2 separate regions of the Homo sapiens genome follow, and region 1 is linked to region 2. A link is a contact called in ENCODE Hi-C data. All regions are on one chromosome and are shown on one strand. The core of a region is the stretch at or near the end of the contact, and the rest is flanking DNA. Distances in the headings are between cores, read along the strand shown. Region 1 holds the start of ZNF177 (zinc finger protein 177). Region 2 holds the start of OR7D2 (olfactory receptor family 7 subfamily D member 2).

Region 1 (7,348 bases), core at 1,165-3,664, 180 kb before region 2:
TGCAAGAACCCCCCGGTCCCTTCTCTCTGTGTCTCTACCCCTTCTCTGCTTTTCTGGAGGACAAGAAGCCCCCACCCCTTCTCTCCATGTCTCTACTCTCTCTTTTTTCTGGGCTTGCCTCCTTCACTATGGGCAAGCTTCTGCCCTCCATTCCCCCTTCTCCCTTAGCCTGTGTTCTTAAAGACCTAAAACCTTCCTCCTTATATCAACTCTACTCCCCCCATATTTAGACCTCTCACAACACAAACTACTATTCCTGTGGCAGCTCCTTTATGTATCTCTCAGCAAAGACCCACTGGAATTCCCCTAGGTAAACTTTCACCTTCTCGATGTTCCTTTACTCTTCATCTCCAAAGCCCAACTACACACATCACTGAAACAATTGGAGCCTTCCAGCTCCATATTACAGACAAGCCCTCTATCAGTAGTGGCAAACTTAAAAACATTAGCAGTAATTATTGCTTAGGAAGACACTTACCCTGTATTTCACTCCATCCTTGGCTACCTTCCCCTTGCTCGTCAGACTCTTCTCCCAGGCCCTCTTCTTGCTTACTTATACCCAGCCCTGAAAATAACAGTGAAAGGTTGCTTGTAGATACTCGACGTTTTCTCATACACCATGAAAATCGAACCTCCCCCTCGACGCAATTACCTCATCAGTCCCCATTACAACCTCTGACGACTGCCGCCCTAGCTGGATCCCTAGGATTCTAAGTACAAGACACCCCTTTCAGCACTCCTCATCTTTTTACTTTGCATCTCCAGTTTTGCCTCGCACAAGGTCTCTTTTTCCTCTGTGGATCCTCTACCTACATGTGTCTACCTGCTAATTGGACAGGCACATGCACACTAGTTTTCCTTACTCTCAAAATGCAATTTGCAAATAGGACTGAAGAGCTCCCTGTTCCCCTCATGACACCGACACGACAAAAAGAGTTATTCCACTAATTCCCTTGTCAGTTTAAGACTTTCTGCCTCCACTATTGCTCTCGGTACTGGAATAGCAGGCATTTCAACCTCTGTCAGGACCTTCCATAGTCTCTCTAATGAATTCTCTGCTAGCATCACAGTCATATCACAAACTTCATCAGTCCTCCAGGCCCAAGTTGACTCTAGCTGCAGTTGTCCTCCAAAACCGCCGAGGCCTTGACTTACTGCTGGAAAAGGAGAACATCTGTATATTCTTAAATGAAGAGTGTTGTTTTTACCTAAATCAATCTGACCTGGTGTATGACAACATAAAAAAACTCAAGAATAGAGCCCAAAAACTTGCCAACCATGGGGGAGTAACTGCTGATGAGTATGGGATTCTCTTTTGGGGCAATGAAAATGTTCTAGAGTTAGATTGTAGTCATGGTTGCACAACTCAATATACTAAAAACCACTGATTTATACACTTTAAATGAGATGAAATATATGATTTTATGTCAATAAAGCTGTTACAGAAGGGAATGTCTTTAATCTATCAAAAACACATAGCAAACATGTAAGTAGTGACAAGCTGAAAGCTTTCTTTCTGAGACCTGGAAGGCAGCAAGGATTGCTCCTTCTAATGTTTCGGAGGTCGTAGGCAGGGCAGTAAATTTGTAGGGCAGGAGTGGGTCGTAATAGGATTATAAAGGGAGAATAAAGTTCTTATTCATAAACGATATGTCAATATGTAAACATCCAAAAGAAACTACAGGTAAACTGAAAACTAAGGTCTGCTGCTTGCTGCATACAAAACACACCCTGAGGGCTCAAAAAAGCACAAGTCCCATAGAGGGGGATCTGGTCATACCTAGGAATTACACATTCATTTATGCTTTGACCCAACAACTTGACTTTCAAAAATAAACCTTGAAGACCTAAGTCCACAAATACGAAAAAACATGCACAAGCCCACTCAGATAGGAACTCAAATGTGTATCAGGCACTAGGGTGCATCCACATAACAGAGGGGAAAAAAAGGGACGATCTCCACAAACCAATAACGCGCATCCCAAGATATGCCTTCTAACAACGGAAAGTGAGGTCCAAGAGAGCATTTTCTTGAGAAAAAATAGTCTCCTACTGGGGACGACGTTTAAAGAGAAGGGTACAGAAAGTGGAGAAAAGGCCCCGCCGACGCACTCTGACCACATGAACCCACTTGCCTCCTCCCGGGAACCAATGCCCGGAATGGCAGCCCCAAGCCCAGCAGTGCCGGGAGGAACCAAAGCCGGCGGCCTCTGAGAAGAAACGCCGCGATAGCCGGAGGCTGGGGCGGGAAGCTGCAGGCAAGGTCTGGAGCAGCCGGGGCTGCGCACTGTGCCCTTGACCCCTTCCCTCCCGATTCCGCCGGCCTCACTAGTGGGGCGCACCTGGACCTGGCCTGCTGGGACAGCAACCCTTTCTCAGCTGCAGGCGACAGCTATGGGAGATGGCGAGGCGACGGACGCCCACTTCCGCTTCCGGCCAGCAGCTGAAAGGGGTGGGCTGCCCAGCTCGCACATTTGGCGGATTCGCCCTGAGGACTTGGGAACGGGGCATCGCAGGTGCTCCTGCTCCCTTAGGGCGAAGGCTGGGACTGTCTTTATTCATTGCATTAGAGTAAAATAAGAGGCACAAGCCAATTAACTTGCTTGGGTCTCAAAGCTAAGTAAAAGAGTCCACAGAACTAGAATCCGTACTGTCTTCCCCAAGGGAAAAAGCAAATGTCCCCAGAGGAAAATTGGACTCTGCAGCCGCAGAGGGAAAGGGGTCCAATTGCTCCCTCCCCTCTTCCTGACCAAAGGAAGACCCCCGAGGTCAGAGATGTTTTGGTCCGGACTCCAGTTTAAACAATTAAGTCCAGGTATTTAAAAAAAAACGGAGGGTCTCTGTGAGCACTTGAAATTATCCGCCAACAAAGGAGATCCTGTTTGGCCCAACAGGGTTTGACTCACATCTATATGATTGGAACCTTGGAATTAAAACTGAAAAGCTCAGTCCGGTGGTAGAAAAAAAGATGATTTTTAAATGGCTTTGGAGTTATTCACTGTTCAGACATCCCAAATCCAGGCTTTAAAAAAATCTCAATAGCCGCTCTTTGTCCCTTTTCCAGACACTCCCATGAATAAGATTCCTACTAGACAGAAGGATTTAAGAATGGTTAAGATAATCATTACTTTAAAAATTATTGTTTTGAGATTGAGCTTTGCTTGTCATCCAGACTGTAGTGCAGTGGCGCACTGTGGGCTCAGTGCAACCTCCGCCTCCCAGGTTCAAGCAATTCTCCTGCCTCAGCCTACCAAGTAGCTGGGATTACAGGCGGCTGCCACCATGCCCGGCTAATTTTTGTATTTTTAGTAGAGACGGGGTTTCACCATGTTGGCCAGGCTGGTCTTGAACTCCTGACCTCAAGTGATCCACCCGTCTAGGCCTCCCAAAGTGCTGGGATTACCGGCGTGAGTGCCCGGCCAGAGAATCATTGTTAATGTTATTCACTAGAGCCATTCAGAACTAAGAATCCTGGTTAAAGGAAATCTCAACCCCTCCTGGCAGTCTGTGCCTCTCACAGAGACCAGCTCCATAAAATAACTGCCTATAAACAGAAGATCCTTAAAGCACTAGGGATTAATTACTAACATTAGATTTAGACATTAGGGCCATTGTGTTTAAAACAAAAATTTCAATCTACATCCAAAAAGGGAAAGATTTTAAGAAGTTAGGTTCTTTTCTTTAGCACATGATTACAGCCTAAAAAGGAACTACTAGGGGAAGTGTGAGGATATTTACACACTTTCATTGACCAAGGACTCTTGGCTTTGTTCTGGGGACAAAGTGTGATGGTCGGAGGCAGAAGTAAAATGACTGTTAGCCCTCCTGAGCTCCATGGCAAACACACAGCCTTTGTTAATGCTGGTCTTGGCCTCCACCTGTATTCATGCACGAGGTAGAACCTCTCTTTTTTCTAGAGAAAACGCCAAGGCTGCATGCATGCAGATGCAAGGGCAGGCTGCTTGTTCACTGGAATACAGCTACTTCACTGATTACACTGATTCCATTTTTAAATTATTTTTTTTTTTTTCTGGAGAGGGAGGTTGGATAGAGGAGAAGGAAGTTTCAGGGAGTCAAAGGCCCAGAAACTCAGTGGAATGACTCTTCTCACCACCTGTTCTGTTCCCTGCTGCTGACAATTCCCACTGAGCCCTTCAAGTGTCTCCCACACACAGGACAAGTACTGCTGCTCCTACCTCCTCTCCCATGGACGCAAACATTGGTGGGAGCAATCATTTTATTTTTATGGCAAAGAGAAGCCCTGAGGGGACCCACATGGATGTCTTCAAGGTGACAGGCAGAGCCTGAGGCTCTGAAAAAGGCTGGCCTAAAACTACTGCACTAGATGTGCATTTCCCGCTTGGACGAATCTCATTTGAGAATTAATGACATAGCCTTTGCCTACGTGGGGCCCTGTTGGCTCTGACTGCAGTCAGGTTTGGGGTAGGCAGTGTAGAAACCCCCAAGATACCCTCACAGGCATCTGTAACACTCATGTTAGGGGTTTATTTATACTAAACCACAGTAGGTTCATGCAAATCTAAAAACACTTTATGACGTGTTTGTGTCTAAAATCCTTAATCTCTTAAAGCAATTAAAAAAAAAAAAAGCAGACCCCAAATTGAAAACAGGCTTTCCAATTTCAATGGGTAGTATTTTCTTCCGAGTCCTGTATTATCATTGGCCAGATTTTCAGAATTATTTTTTTAAAAGACTACTTTAGGAATTTTGTTAAAGGATACTGTCACCATTTATGCATCAAAAACTGGCAAAATTGTGCCACCTATGGATCCAGAGCAGAGACATGTTTGAATACAAATTCCCAATGAAACTAAACCTGGGGGTTTTCAGGGCTCAAAATCAAAACCTATAGCCTTGTTAAATGCTCATATATACTTTTTTTTTTTTTCTGAGACGGAGTCACCCTCTGTTGCCCAGGCTGGAATGCAGTGGCGCAATCTCAGCTCACTGCAACCTCCGCCTCCCGGGTTCAACCTGTTCTCATGTCTCAGCCTCCCCAGTAGCTGGGATTATAGGTGCCTGCCACCATGCCTGGCTAATTTTTGTATTTTTAGTAGAGATGGGCTTTTGCCACATTGGTCAGGTTGGCCTCGAACTCCTGACCTCAGGTGATCCACCCGTCTTGGCCTCCCAAAGTGTTGGGATTACAGGTGTGAGCCACCGTGTCCAGCCTCACATATGCTATTAACTTTTCATTCCTTTGTCAACTGCAAGAATCGTAGTATTTGACAAGTTGGGTTTTTCTTGTCAAATATTACCATTCTTGCAGTTGACAAAGGAATGAAAGTTTTTTTTTTTTTCAGTAGCTTGGCAAAACAATCCTCTTATTTCCGATGACAACAATACTCTCATTTTCTTCTAATTCCTGAAAATCAACATGTAACATACTTCATTTTATTGTGCTTTGCAGATAACGTGTGGGGTTTTATTTTTATTACAAATTGAAGGTTATTACAAATTGAAGGTTTGTGGCCACTGATGAAGTCTACTAGCACCATTTTTCCAATAACACATACTCACTTTGTTTCTCTGTCAGAATTTTTAAGCAAAGTATTTTACAATTAAGGTGCATCCTTTGTTTTTTAGACATAATGCTACTGCACACAATAGACTATAATTTTTTTTTTTTTTTTAAGATGCAGTATTGCTCTGTTGCCTAGGCTGGAGTGCCATGGCACAATCTCAACTCACTGCAGCCTCCACCTCCTGCGTTCAAGTGATTCTCCTGCCTCAGCCTCCCAAGTAGCTGGGATTGTAGGTGTGCTCCACCACACCTGGCTAATTTTTACATTTTTAGTAGAGAATGGGGTTTCACCATGTTGGACAGGCTGGTCTTGAACTCTTGACCTCAGGTGATCCACCACCCACCTCGGCCTCCCAAAGTGCTGGGATTATAGGCATGAACCACCACGCTCAGCATTTTTTTTTTTTTTTTTTTTTTTTTTTGAGACAGGGTATTACTCTGTCACCCAGGCTGGAATGCAGTGGCACAATCATAGCTTATTGCAGCCTTGAACTCCTGGGCTCAAGCAATCCACCTGCCTCAGCCTCCTGAATAGCTAGAACTACAGCTACTCCACCACACCTGACTGATGTAAAACATTTTTTTTGTAGAGATGGGGTCTTGCTATAGTTGCCCAGGCTGGTCTCAAACTCCTAGACTCAAGTGATCCTCCTACCTCAGCTTCTCAAAGCACTGGGATTACAGGTGACAGCCACCTCACCCAGCCAACGTAACTTTTATATGCACTAGGAAACCAAAAAATTTGTATGACTCACTTTACTATGATGGTCTGTGGAAGCGAACTCACATATCTCCGAGGTATGACTGTACATAACTGTGAAAACCTGAAATTAAATAAACTGTATTGTCTACAGATGCCAAAACAGTGGCAAAAAAATAAATAGCCCTTACTTATATTTTACCCTGAGTGTGGTTCTGAATTTGAAGAATGGTTACTCAGAGGCAAAGAGATTGGGGAAAAAAAGATCAGTCTAAATCTTGATATTATTTCTCCTAGACTTAACCGGTCTCCAGGGTCCGCAATAGGGGAGACTTTGGGTTCATCATGGGATCTCTAAAGTAAGTGGCTTAATGATAATATTGCGAGCTTTATTACTATCATGCTTATACTCTGAAATACTTGATTCTAACAGGATATGGACATACATATCCAATTAGACAGATGTAGCTTGCTGAGTAACTTCCAAAACAAGAGAGAGGAAAGAAATAGGAGATTGAAAAATATATATATATTTGGGCATGGTGATTTGTGCCTGTAGTCCCAGCTCCTGGGAGGCCGAGGTGGGAGGATCACTTGAACCCAGGAGGTGGAGGCTGCAGTAAGCTATGATCATACTACTGCACTCCAGCCTGGGTGACAGAGCAAGACCCTGTACCAAAGGAAAACAAAAAAGATATTTTGAACTGTGAGTTCTCTGCCCAGAGGCACACAATAATTCTGAATATTTGGCCAACAATATATAACCCAGAAGAATGCAAATTGGCTGCTGTTAATTTTGGATGAGGTCAAAGTCTGGAATCAGTAACTAGGGTTCCTCTGTTAACTCTAAAGACTGGACAGACTCAAGTGAAACAAGGTGCGCTGGAATCCATCAGAGATGGTGGTGGATATTTCATAGTACACAGACCACATAAGACATTAACAATGGTACTCCCTCAGGGAGTTGTAATGAAGTGAGTTGACCCCGGGAAAGCTTTTCGGGCATTTTATGGCATCCGTTAAGGGCAAAATAACTGTGAGGTCATCAGACCTTGTGACAGTTATGACTATTAGAAAGTTTCCACTGGCATTTAGCAACAAAA
Region 2 (6,689 bases), core at 143-2,642:
AGAGGCTAAGGCAGGAGAAATTCTTGAGGCCAGGAGTTTGAGACCAGCCTAGACAACAAAATGAGACACTTGCCTCTACAAAAATAGATTTTTAAAAAATTAGCTACTTGGGAGGCCAAGGCAGGAGGTTTGCTTGAGCCCAGAAAGACCCTGTCTCAAAAAAAAAAAAAGTCAACTTAAACACAATTAATTACAACTAATCAGTGTCATCAGCTTTCTTATGTATCTGCAAACAGCCATGAGAAAAAATAAGAGGAAAAAAAGTCCATTCACAATTGCAATGATAATATATGTAACATCTGGTGCAGAGTGAACATTTAATACATACTTGTTTTGTTTTGCTTTGCTTTGTTGATTTTTTTTTTTTTAGACGGAGTTTTGTTCTTGTTGCCCAGGCTGAAGTGCAATGGTGCAATCTCAGCTCACTGCAACCTCTGCCTCCCAGGTTCAAGAAATTCCCCTGCCTCAGCCTCCCAAATGGCTGGGACTACAGGCACACACCACCATGCCCGGCTAATTTTGTATTTTTAGTAGAGACAGGGTTTCACCATGTTGGCCAGGATGGTCTCGATCTCTTGACCTTGTGATCCACCCGCCTCGGCCTCCTAAAGTTCTGGGATTATAGGCATGAGCCACTGCACCCGGCCGAGAACTATTATATTATACTAGAGAAGAAAAAGGAAGGTGTTAGCAGGTAGACTGAAAGGAATCCACTCAAGGAAGTGCCAGTTCCTACTGACATTGAGAAAGTCACTAGTTTCCAGAATGAAAGGCCATCAGAGGTGGAGGTGACAGAAACAGTTGCAATAGAATCTTTTTTTTTTTTTGAGACAGCGTCTCACTCACTCTGTCACCCAGGCTGGAGTGCAGTGGCGTGATCTTGGCTCATGGCAACCTCTGTCTCCCGGGTTCAAGCCATTCTCCTGACTCAGGCTCCCGAGTAGCTGGGATTACAGGCATCCGCCACCATGCCCAGCTAATTTTTGTATTTTTAGATGAGATGGGGTTTCACCAAGTTGGCCAGGCTTGTCTTAGACTCCTGGCCTCAAGCGATCCGCCTGCCTCAGCCTCCCAAAAGTTGCAATGCCTTAAGACATCTATAACCAGGTAAGGGAATCCTAGAGACATTTTAAAAATCATGAGACATTATCAACCCTGTTACCTCCATCTCTGTTCCTCCCCACACTACTTTTTAAATCCTTTTCACACACGGTACTAACAAGGATAGTGTGAGTCACTCAACTGACATTGCTTGAAAAAAAAAAATGCTGGTATGACGTCTTCCTCCCCTGACTGTTGAATGCTGAAGACAGAATCTAGCAGGGAAAGGCGGGGAGATGGAACTTGTCATGAAGTCATCCTAACTCTCCTCTCTAAGATGCATGAGTGTGGCGTCAGGAAACTGTCCAGGTGAGGTGTTTTAGGGAAGTATTTATGGTTTCTCAAGCCCCAGGGAGCTGATGTCTCATCCTTCCTCATTAAATCCACTGTTCCAGTGATGTTCTACTCTCCAACCCATTCGGCTCCCTTGGGATCAAGAGCAAATGGCAGAAAGGTATGATGTGTTCTAATTCTGTTTCCAAGAAGGCAGCTCTGAAGCCAGGTGACTCTCTCTGCACCTCCCACCCTCTTGGGGCCTCTTTATTCTTGGAAGAGCTTTCATCACTATTGGTTTGGCTTTGAGATAAAGAGGTTTTCCCCTCTGGAATGTGTCGCAGAAGCTACAAAGACCCATCTCTCTGTAATCCCAGTGCCTAAGGGTCTCAAGGTAACACAGAAGAAAATAGAGATGCAACTATTTCCGTGAATCCCCTGTGATCGCGTTGGCTGCAGGGCGTTAAACAGGCTGTGGACATGTCGTAAGTCCTGTTTCAAGAGAGGGAGAGTCAACCATTGCGAGATACAGCAAGATTTCTCTTCAAACAGCCTGCTCAGCTTCTTATTCTCTAATTCCAAGTACCCCCCCCACACACTTTCTTCTCCTTTTCTTCTTTCTGATTTTGCTGCATGCCCAGATATGCCATAGCCCCAGCTCACATTTCTTTCCTTATTTAAGAATAGACTAGCTGTCTATTCCTCTGTAGAAGACCCCTTCCTCCTCTCCTCTGTCTCCCATCACACACCCACCTTATCTAAGACAGTTTAAATGTGTAACCAATCAAGTCTAGTTTAGATTGTGCTGTCCGACCCCAGCCAATGGGGAAAGGACACACAAAGTCAAGAGTCGCATTAAGAATAAAAGTTGCTACTCTCCTTTGTTCAGGGTGCTCTTGTAGCAGCCAACCCTACGAGAAGCACCCTTCTGCGCAGAAGTAAATTTGCTTTGCTGAGAAATCCTTTGTTTGAGTGCTCATTTTTCTTTATGACTCCAAGATTTATTTCTAACAACCATGTAAAACGATGCTATAAGGCTAAGCAAAATAAAGGCTGAAGAATATCCATCACATTTAATGGCATGGAAAACATTAGAAACAGCGATCTGGGTAGAGTGATGGGGAAAATTTCATTGATGGCAAGTTTGGGAGGAACTGAACAATAAGAAAAAAGTTTTTTTCAATTTTTAAAATGATGGTAAAATATACATAACATACAGTTCACCATCTTAACCATTTTAAGTGTACTATTCAGTGGCATTAAGTATATTCACAGCAGCCATCACTATCCTCCATATTCAGAATCTTCTCATCTCCCCAAGCTGAAACTCTGTCCCGTAACACTCATCCCTCATTCACCCTCCCCAGCCCCTAATGAACCACCATACCACTTTCTGTCTCTATAATTCTGACTGTGGTACCTACTTCATAGACGGAAGTATACACTGTTTGTCTTTTTGTGACTGACTTATTTCATTTAAGTGAAATATTGCCAAGGTTCATGTATGCTGTATATGTGTCCGAATGTTCTTTCTCTCTCTCTCTCCTCTCTCTTTTTTTTTCTTTCTTCTTTTTTGTCAGGGTCTTACTCTGTCACCTAGGCTGGAGTGCAGTGGCACAATCATAGCTCATTACAATCCCAAAGACCTGAGATCAAGCAATCCTCCCACATCAGTCTCCCAATTAGCTAATTTGTTTTTTATTTTTTGTTGTTTTTCTATTTATTATTATTATTATTTTTATATTATTATTTTGAGACAAAGCCTCACTCTTGTCGCCCAGGCTGGAATGCAACTTCCACCTCCGAGGTTCAAGCGATTCTCCTGCCTCAGCCTCCCGAGTAGCTGGGATTACACGTGTGCGCCACCATGTCCGGCTAATTTTTGTATTTTTAGTAGAGATGGGGTTTCACCATGTTGGCCGGGCTGGTCTCATATTCCTGGCCTTGAGTGATCCTCCCGCCTCAGCCTCCCAAAGTGTTGGGATTATAGGCATGAGGCACCATGCTCAGGAGAATGTTCTTTGTTAAAGCCACAAAATATTTCATTATATTATATGTATATACACACATTTTGTTTATCCATTCATCTGTCAATGACTGACAGATCTTTTAAAATTAAAATTAAATGTACAAAAATCTGTGTGGTTTGCAGGAATAAATTTCGAGTACTTCAAATATACAACAAAATGTGCTTGGCCGGGTACGGTGGCTCATGCCTGTAATCCCAGCACTTTGGGAGGCCAAGGTAGGTGGATCACCTGAGGTCAGGAGTTCGAGACCAGCCTGGCCAACATGGTGAAACCCTGTCTCTGCTAAAAATACAAAAAAAAAAAAAAAAAAAAATTAGCTGTGCGTGGTTGTGGGCGCCTGTAATCCCAGCTACTTGGGAAGCTAAGGCGAGAGAATTGCTTGAACCCAAGAGGTGGAGGTTGCAGTGAGCCGAGATTGCACCATTGCACTCCAGCCTGAGTAACAAAAGCGAACCCCGTCTAAAAAAAAAAGGGGTAAATATTTTTTCTGAAATATAATTTTTAATATAAAATTATTAACACATTATTTCATTTTTTTTCATTTGTTTGTTTTGGTGCAGTCTCACTCTGTCACCCAGGCTGGAGTGAGCGGCGCAATCTCAGCTCACTGTAACCTCTGCCTCTCGGGTTCAAGTGATTCTCCCACCTCAGCCTCCTGAGGCGTAGTAGCTGTGATTACAGGCATATGTGCCACCACACCCAGATAATTTTTGTATTTTTAGTAGAGATGGGGTTTCACCGTATTGGCCAGGCTAGTCTCAAACTCCTGGCCTCAAATGATCCACCCACCTTGGCCTCCCAAAGTGCTGGGATTACAGGCATGAGCCATGACGCCTGGCCATTTAGGGGTAATCTTTTTAACTGAACAGAAGCAATTGAAGTAATTTGCAACTCGACTGGACAAAAATCATTTGCAATTGATTAATTCCCTGTGGGTTGGCAATAACTTCACAGAGTCCAGGTCTCAAGCAAACAAACGAACATTGCCTTGAGAAGGAAAGAACTAGCTAGGCCTGTCAGACAATGCTTCAGCATGATACTGAACAGTAATGCGGTCATCCTTTTGCCTTATTTAAAAGGTTTAGGTAATTTGCTTCTTAATACAAAGGATGGATTAGAAGACAGGAGGGTGATGGAACAAGAGATGGAGTTGGAGCAAAAAACAGGAGTCAGATCATGGAGGACACTGGAGTTTAGGTTTCCTTCTGGAGGGAAGTAAGAGCACCGGGTGTTAAAAAAAAAATGTGTACAATGATGTTCCCCTGCAGAATGGGCAGGAAGGGTGCCAGGCTACCTACAGCCCAGATGACAGATCATGTGGACTTGAATCAAAGCAGCATTGGTGGACGTTCTAAAAAAATAAAGTCTATTAAAATGGCATCTAATTCTTGCTATATATATATATATATGTATATATATAATAATAAATATATATAAAAATAAAATATATATAATAAAAATATATAAAAATATATATATTTTTGAGATGGAGTCTCACTCTGTCATCCAGGCTGGTGTGCAGTGGCACAATCTCGGCTCACTGCAACATCTGCCTCCTGGGTTCAAGCGATTCTCCTGCCTCAGCCTCCTAAGTAGCTGGGATTATAGGCGCACGCCAGCATACTGGACTAATTTTTATATTTTTAGTAGAGACAAGTTTTCACCATGTTGGCCAGGCTGGTATTGAACTCCTGACCTCAGGTGATCCTCCCCCCTTGGCCTCCCAAAATGCTGGGATTACAGGTGTGAGCCACTGCACCCAGCCCTCATTCTCTTTTCTATCAGTTATTTATTTAGGAATTTTTAAAAAATTTTTTAATTAAAAAAAAATTTTCTAGTTTTCTAGTTTCCTAAGCACTTTTTTTTTTTACATAATTTGCCTTTTCTGACTTGACTTGTGATATGTCTGTATGATGAACTAAATTCTCATATGGATGTTGGTGAAAAGAATCAAAGTCTGTAAAATATTTGAAGAGATTTATTCTGAGCTAAATATGAGTGACCAATGGCCCATAACATAACCCCAGGAGACCCTGAGAACATGTGCCCCCAAAGTGGTCAGGCTACAGCTTGGTCTTACACATTTTAGGGAAACATCAGTCAATACGTATAAGATGTACATTGGTTCGGCCAGGCGCGGTGGCTCACGCCTGTAATCCCAGCACTTTGGGAGGCTGAGGCGGGTGGATCATGAGGTCAGGAAATCGAGACCATCCTGGCTAACACGGTGAAACCCCGTCTCTACCAGAAAAAAATACAAAAAATTAGCCGGGCATGGTGACGGGCACCTGTAGTCCCAGCTACTCAGGAGGCTGAGGCAGGAGAAGGGCATGAACCCAGAAGGCGGAGCTTGCAGGGAGCCAAGATGTGCCACTGCACTCCAGTCTGGGCAATAGAGCGAGACTCCGTCTCAAAAAAAAAAAAAAAAAGATGTACATTGGTTCAGTCCAGAAAGGTGGGACAACTGGAAGTGGGGCTTCCAGGTCATATGCAGATTCAAAGTTTTTCCAATAGGCAGTTGGTTGAGTTTTTCTATCAGACCTGGAATCAGGCCGGGCACGGTGGCTCATGCATGTAATCCCGGCACTTTGGGAGGCCGAGATGGGAGGATTGCTTGAGCTCAGGAGTTCGATACCAGCCAGGGTAGCATGGCGAAACCCCATCTCTACAAATAATACAAAAACTAGCCAGGCATGGTGGCATGTGTCTTGTAGTCCCAGCTACTCAGGAAGCTGAAGCAGGAGAATCACTTGAGCCTGAGAGGTTGAGGCTGCAGTGAGCCATGATCGTGCCACTGCACTCCAGCCTGGGCAACAGGGTGAGACTCTGTCTCAAGAAAAAAAAAAAAGTTTCCAGGGAAAGTATTATGATAAGACAGAGAGAAGGGAATTGATCAGGTTGTATACTTTAAATATGTGAATTTCGGCCGGGCACGGTGGCTCACGTCTGTAATCCCAGCACTTTGGGAGGCCGAGGCAGGCGGATCATGAGGTCAGGAGATCGAGACCATCCTGGCTAACATGGTGAAACCCCGTCTCTACTAAAAAAAATACAAAAAAAATTAGCCGGGTGTGGTGGTGGGCGCCTGTAGTCCCAGCTACTCGGGAGGCTGAGGCAGGAGAATGGCGTGAACCCAGGAGGTGGAGCTTGCAGTGAGCCGAGATCGCGCTACTGCACTCCAGCCTGGGTGACAGAGCGAGACTCTGTCTCAAAAAAAAAAAAAATAAAAAATAAATAAATAAATAAATATGTGAATTTCCCACATGTTCATCACTTCTCAATAAA

Evidence for each region. A loop is a pair of places that touch in the nucleus more often than their neighbours do.
Region 1: a loop to region 2 is called in a map with no recorded cell type, with 4 times the contacts of the local background. The contact joins the promoter of ZNF177 here to the promoter of OR7D2 in region 2. A Hi-C loop is called at or near these places in 1 of 37 single-sample maps with no recorded cell type.

What each region holds. Positions count from the first base shown.
Region 1 is chr19:9,358,079-9,365,426 of GRCh38, reverse strand. It overlaps ZNF177 (zinc finger protein 177), which reads right to left and starts at 2,414. Exons shown (of 8, transcript NM_001172651.2): 1 at 2,343-2,414; 2 at 479-565. ZNF559-ZNF177 (ZNF559-ZNF177 readthrough) reads right to left here. Exons shown (of 13, transcript NM_001384659.1): 7 at 479-565.
Region 2 is chr19:9,173,682-9,180,370 of GRCh38, reverse strand. It overlaps OR7D2 (olfactory receptor family 7 subfamily D member 2), which reads right to left and starts at 1,392. Exons shown (of 3, transcript NM_175883.4): 1 at 1,248-1,392.